Regions from separate parts of the Mus musculus genome. Here region 2 is linked to region 1. The links are chromatin contacts, found by Hi-C or POLR2A ChIA-PET in ENCODE. All regions are on one chromosome and are shown on one strand. Each heading gives the region's core, a stretch centred on a gene start or an enhancer-like site at or near the end of the contact. The rest is flanking DNA. Distances are from core to core; before and after follow the strand shown. Region 1 holds the start of Klhdc8b (kelch domain containing 8B). Region 2 holds the start of Usp19 (ubiquitin specific peptidase 19).

Region 1 (3,086 bases), core at 269-2,768:
GTATCTGCTCAGGCTGTGGGCCTCACTGGGGGGACATGATAAGGCCTCATCTTGATTCTGTCAGGGCTGGATGGGTGTGTCTGCCCAGTCCAAGGGATCTTGCCTTGACCTGGAGGGGAGGCAGAAAACAAAGGGTCAGGGCCACTGTCAAGAAACAGATGAACAACATGTAGCTGAAGGCAGGCCAGGCCCAAAACCACTCGTGCAGAAAGACCCACACCTTTGACTAACACTCTACTGGTGAAGGTCCTTCTATAGTGGGAAGAATAGATTCCAGGTACCCAGAAGGCGTTCTCGGTTCTTGTGGGAACATGAGGGATTCTTCCCTCCCCAACCTTAAGAACTAGCAAATAGTAACTTGATCAATTTAGAGTGGAAGGGAAGATAGAGCCCAAATCTCCATCCTAGCGTGCTTCCTGTCCCAACAAGTCTTATCTCAGTGCTCCAAGAGAGTTCTGCATCCTCTACACACTGGCATCTAGTGTGCCTTCAACAACCTGGGTCCAGCCATCAGGGTCCCTCATCCTGTAGTCCTTACAAGAAGGATCTTCTACAAGGTATAACCATTTATATCAGCAAAAGGCCAGTCTCATATGCGAGACCCAAAGGGGCTAGACTCCAGGATTCCACACTCCCTTTGAAGTCCATCCTTTATGGGTGTGGCGATGCCAGCAGATTCCCTGCTGAGGAGGTTTTAAAAGGCTGGTGTAGAGAATCTCTTGAGCACAGGATTAGAAGGTCCCTGAGTCCAGGGCTTTTCCTGTAGGAATAAACGGCTGGATTCCTGACACCCCCCACCCAAGAGCACATTCCTTAGCCTCCCCTTTTGCTGTGTGTGTATCTCTCTGTGTCTATGTCTCTATGTGTATGCTGGGGGTCTCCACTCTCAGTCCCGGGATTTAACAGGGACGGCCTCCTGGCCCCAAACTTCCAACTCAAAGGAGAGTGGGGGGCGGGTCTGGCTAGTGGGTTTAATTAAGGTTCTATCCTTCATGCCCCAAACTTCCCCTGCGCGAGGTTCCCGCGGGACTCACCTGCTGGATCTCAAATGTCGCCAGGGCACGGGGTCCGCTGTTCCGCCTCCGCCTCCGCTGGCTCCGGCTAGGGCTGAAGCTGGGCTCTGGTGGGGCTCCCGCACCGCTCCGGCGTGGGGCGGGGCTGGACCGGGTCCGCCCCTCGCTCCCCCCTCCCCAGATTCGGGGAAACCTCCTCCCGCCTTAACTCTGCACATGCCACGGCAGGAGTAGGGCGCACCGACCCACGGTCACCCAAAATGAACAGACAGGCATATGGACATCCGGCCGGCCAGGATTTAGGGCTCTACCTGGGGCGATGATAGAAATGAGGCAGCGGCGAGCAACACAACACCGGTATGGTGGGATCGGAGGCGGGTGTCGTTGTGAGTCGGATCCACTCTGGGTACAATCAGCCAGGGGCTAGCCAGTGGAACCTGGGGCCTTTAGGGGTCGGAGTCCGCCCATCACAACTGAGCTTGGAGGTGCCAAACCACAAGCTTCCCAGCGGCGCCCCCTAGAGGCCACTAGGGCTGTAGCCTGGGCCTCTGGTTGGGGAGCCCAGCCGAGCTGTCCTAACCATGACACAAAGCAGGACACAGAAAAGATCCCTTAGTGTATATGGAGACTAGCAGCTTGTAGGGTGGAGGGGCAGACTGTACTAGCCTTGGGGCCTATCTAGACCTTCTTTATAGAAAAGTAGGTTATTTTTGCTTCGATCCGAGCAGTGGATGTGCACAATCAGCCAGATGCCAGGAGTCTCTCTGCCTAATGCTACTCTGGGGCTACTACTCAGAGGTTGGGTGACTGTTCATCTTCAGGGTACAGAGCTCATCTCTAGCCAACTCCGTGGTCATGTGATAGCAAACTGGTGTGACAAAGACTCCCCTGGAGTGAGAATTCTGAAATTTTGATTTCTTTTAACATCAGAGAAATCGTATAGGAATATGTTTTTGTTTTAATGCCAGGTGTGGAGATACGGGGCTGCTTCCCAGCAGCTGACTACGATTTGCCTGTGTTCTAGCAAAAGCAGGGTTTTGCCAGCTGCACATAGTTTCTGTGATTGTGTTATGTTTGGAATTCTGGGTACTTCTCAGAGGATATAAGTTTGAGAGCCCTGGGGGGTGGATGGGTGGTTGTTGGCCATCAGTGGGGAGGGGACTAGTTGCAGTTTGTTAGTTGTCAAAAGAAATTAGATTCAAGGACCTCTATTTATCTCTCCCCTCTATCCTTCTTTCTCTCCTATCTAGTGATAGGGGTTGAAACTGGGGGATGAAGGGTGGGAAAAAAACCCACAAAGTAGCAAAGACCAGCTGCATCCACCTACCTCTGATTCACACTTTGGCTCAGCCTATCTTGTGAGCATTCTGATCAGCCGAAGCTTCCAGTTGGAAAGCTTGTGTGAACAGCTCCTGCACTTGTCTGTGTCTGCTCATTGATTCCGACCCTTTTGTGTACAGTGTTTAGCTTAATTTTCCCAACGCAGATCTTGAGGCAGTGACACAAGTGTGTGTGGTTAGTGTAGGAGGTGAAGCCAGGAAGCACCCGCAGAGAAGTAGCAAGAAGACCAAGGAAAGCAGCCAATAAAGGAGGTACCATCAGTTACCACCGTGGGTAACTGCAACCTGGGGATTCTGGGAGGTGACTAGAAACATGGGTCTTATATTGTTACTGCTCCCAAGAACAAGGGGACCTAAGAAACCCACCTTCACATCCCCAGGGATCATACAGTACTAATGCCTTTGCATGCCCAAAATTCTGACTGTCCAAAATGTGGATGAACCCTTCTTTATGACTAAATAGAGCCTATAGCTCTCTCAGTGGTTGTCAGTTTGAAGTGAAGGGCATGTCTAGAAATGATGGCGCAAAGACTGGCCTCAAACTGCACAGACTCTAAAGGGCCCTTCTCTACCACTCAGTGCCAAGTCTCCCATCCTCAGGCTGCTCCTCACTTGGGGCTCTGGTATGTACCCCATGTTCTCGTGTCCTCATGTTCCCCACTGTCCCTGTTCTAAGCCCCCTCTGCTTGCTTTCCTACTGTTTACCACTTACAAGCATCTGCTTTTTAATGTC
Region 2 (3,086 bases), core at 252-2,751, 38 kb after region 1:
GCCGATCCTGACAGTATTGAAATGGTAGCGACTCGGGTGCTAGACATCTCCATCCCGGCCTCACCCGAGCAGATCCAGCGCCTAGCCAGTGAGATTGCAGAACGCGTCCGAAGCCTGGCCGACGTGGACACAATCCTGGCCCATACCATGGGCGACGTGCGTCGGGCTGAACAGCTACTGCAAGATGCGCACCGGGCACGGTCTGACCCCCAAGCCTGGTCCCCATTCCTGAAACCTGGTCCTGATACCTGTAGACCCTGATCTCCCCTCTTCCTCAGGAGCCGGGCCGAGGGTGAGAGACAGAAGGCAGAGACAGTCCAAGCGGCACTGGAGGAGGCTCAGAGGGCACAAGGAGCTGCTCAGGGTGCCATCTGGGGAGCAGTGGTTGACACACAAAACACAGAGCAGACCCTGCAGCGGGTATGACTTCCTTAGGACGAGGTGATGGGCATGTACTAAGGATCTGGCTTGCTTTGTCTGGGACAGGGAGGTCTTACTGTGTAGCCCTGGGCAGCCTGGAAGTTACAGAGATCAACTTGCTTCTCCTTCTCAGTTGCTGGTACTAAAGGTGGATTTGTTAAACCTGGGCCTTTCTGTGGCAGGTCCAGGAGAGGATGGCAGGTGCAGAGAAGTCTCTGAACTCTGCCGGTGAGCGGGCTCGGCAATTAGACGCCCTCCTGGAGGCCCTGAAACTGAAACGGGCAGGAAATAGCCTGGCAGCATCTACAGCGGAAGAAACAGCAGGCAGTGCCCAGAGCCGTGCCAGGGAGGCTGAGAAAGTGGGTTGGGCGAAGCCCTCTGGATGGGGTAGGGGTATTATAGTTAGAATTCCACTGAATTAGTATACCGACCCTGCCTCTTACATCTGCAGCAACTACGGGAACAAGTAGGTGACCAATACCAAACAGTGAGGGCGTTGGCAGAGCGGAAGGCTGAAGGTGTTCTGGCTGCACAAGCCAGGGCAGAACAACTGCGGGATGAGGCTCGGGACCTGTTGCAGGCCGCTCAGGATAAGCTGCAGCGGCTACAGGGTGAGGACCATGGTGGGCGGGAGCTAGAAAGGTGGGCTTGCGTGAGAAAAGACTTGAACTATTTCTTGACCCTTCTAGAGCTGGAGGGCACATATGAGGAGAACGAGCGTGCACTGGAGGGCAAAGCGGCCCAGCTGGATGGGCTGGAAGCCAGGATGCGCAGTGTGCTCCAGGCCATCAACTTGCAGGTCCAGATCTACAACACCTGCCAGTGACCACTCCCTAGGGCCTAGCCTTGTCGCCAAGCACTGTTCTGCACACGATCGTCCGCACATTAAAGAGCTCCTGGCTAGCAAGAGCTTTCAATAAACCTGTGTGAACCTCCTCTGTGTTGTCTGGCCTTTGATGGGAGGGGCGGAGGACCTTTATACACGCCATCAGCTGTAGGCTACCAGCAGAGGCCGAGCACCGGAACCCCTCCTCTTCCTTTCCCGCCCTCCCCAAAGCTGCCCTTCACCAAGAGCTCCCACTCTTGCCGGAAGTGCGTCATCAGCTCGGCACCCCGCCTCCCGTAGCCGTAGCTAGAAGTCGAAACAAAACAAGCGGCTGAAGCAGCGGCGAAGGCGGCGGTGGCGGAGGAGCCGGGACGGGGGAGGGGCGCGCCGGAACCGGAACCGACCCGACGCCGGAACCGGAATCGAGAGCGTGTTGCCAGGGCCCGAAGAGGGCTGGTGGCGGCGGTCTCGCTCGGTGAGTGGTGTGGGCCTCAAGTCGCCGGTTTGGCCGCAGCGGGGGAAGGCCGCAAGGTTGGCCCGGGGCGGGCCTGTTCAAGGTCACGGGCCGTGCCAGCCCCGACATCTCGAGCCTCGCGGCGTGCTCGGCCTACCGATGCCGACCGAGCCGTTATGCTACCCCTGTGGCCGGCCTCTCTGTTTTTAAGAGGATTAGCGGCGAGCGAGGGTGGCTTCCTGGAGGAGGTGGTGGCAGGCCTGGGATTCGGAGGCTGGAGGAGGGCAGCATCCTAGCCGGGGCGTTGGTCTGCGTTCAGTAACTCTGCGCAGCTTCTCTAACCAGCTGGGATCTCCGGATAGTTTCTCTGCCGCTTCGACGGCTTTCAGAGCATGGGGGAGGGATTCCGGCTGTGAATCGGGCCTCGGTGTAAGGAGGAAACGGCGGGTGCTCTGCCCAGAGGCCTGGACGGACTGTCACTAAAGATTCCGCTCATCACTCTTATCGTCCAAGGGTATTTTTATCACCCCACTCTCCCCTAAGGGAACACAGGCTACAGTTCAATCTCCTTCGTCTCGCAAGCCGGGCTTGAGGCTGCCAGGGCTAGTACTAGGTCTACGTTCCATCTCCACCCTCACTAGTTTTGAGAACTTCACTTTGGATGGAGGGAGCCCGAATCCACACACAGGTGGGAAACAGATCAGGCCTCCGTGGCTCAGAGCTGATGATGAAGGAAGGAACCTGGAGACAGGGGTGATGTCTGTTTCGTTGTTAAGCCTATCACCGTGTCTTAAAACTGGAGTCCACTCCTCATTTTTTTTTTTTTCGAGACAGGGTTTCTCTGTGTAGCCCTGGCTGTCCTGGAACTCACTCTGTAGACCAGGCTGGCCTCGAACTCAGAAAATCCGCCTGCCTCTGCCTCCCAAGTGCTGGGATTAAAGGCGTGCGCCACCACCACCCGCCTCCACTCCTAATCTTTAAGGCTGAGGAGAGAGAGATCGATCCTTCTTTAGGTGGAAACAAAAGATCAAGTTTCAGGAGCTGGTTTATGGCAAAAAATAGGAGCCGGCAGGAAGCAGACTAGATGCTTTAGTACCAGAGCCTTTCTGGTTAGTGGCAGCACCTGGGGCCGTTTTCAGCTTCAGAGTCTGCCCTTCTGCTGCTCTGACTATTCCTTGGTCTCCCTCTCTGCTGCCTGACTCCTTCACTCTCTACTTGTCTGGCGGTGACTAAGCAGCCGGCGAGAGTGAAGGAAGCAGAGCAGGCTGCTCAGAGTGCAGACCTGTGGGTTGGAGCCATGGCTCTCATCCAGAGGATGATCCTGGTCCCAGGCCACAACTGCCTTGACCTAGCACTTCCTCAGTGCAGCCTTCCAGCGTTGTGGGT

The links. Hi-C counts contacts between places; a loop is a spot of excess contacts on that map. ChIA-PET counts read pairs that join two places held with the same protein, here RNA polymerase II (POLR2A).
Region 2: a map of heart shows a loop between it and region 1 (2.0-fold over the local background). The contact joins the promoter of Usp19 here to the promoter of Klhdc8b in region 1. A Hi-C loop is called at or near these places in 2 of 37 maps with a recorded cell type or tissue (T-helper 2 cell and heart). POLR2A ChIA-PET finds 5 or more read pairs at or near these places in 4 of 5 experiments (Patski and embryonic stem cell).

Annotation. Positions count from the first base shown.
Region 1 is chr9:108,451,283-108,454,368 of GRCm38, forward strand. It overlaps Klhdc8b (kelch domain containing 8B), which reads right to left and starts at 1,519. Exons shown (of 6, transcript NM_001359428.1): 1 at 1,035-1,519; 2 at 1-109. It also overlaps a transcript of Ccdc71 not described here.
Region 2 is chr9:108,489,175-108,492,260 of GRCm38, forward strand. Usp19 (ubiquitin specific peptidase 19) reads left to right here and starts at 1,502. Exons shown (of 27, transcript NM_027804.4): 1 at 1,502-1,721. It overlaps Lamb2 (laminin, beta 2), which reads left to right. Exons shown (of 33, transcript NM_008483.3): 29 at 1-200; 30 at 279-420; 31 at 603-779; 32 at 872-1,031; 33 at 1,110-1,356. The coding sequence ends at 1,246.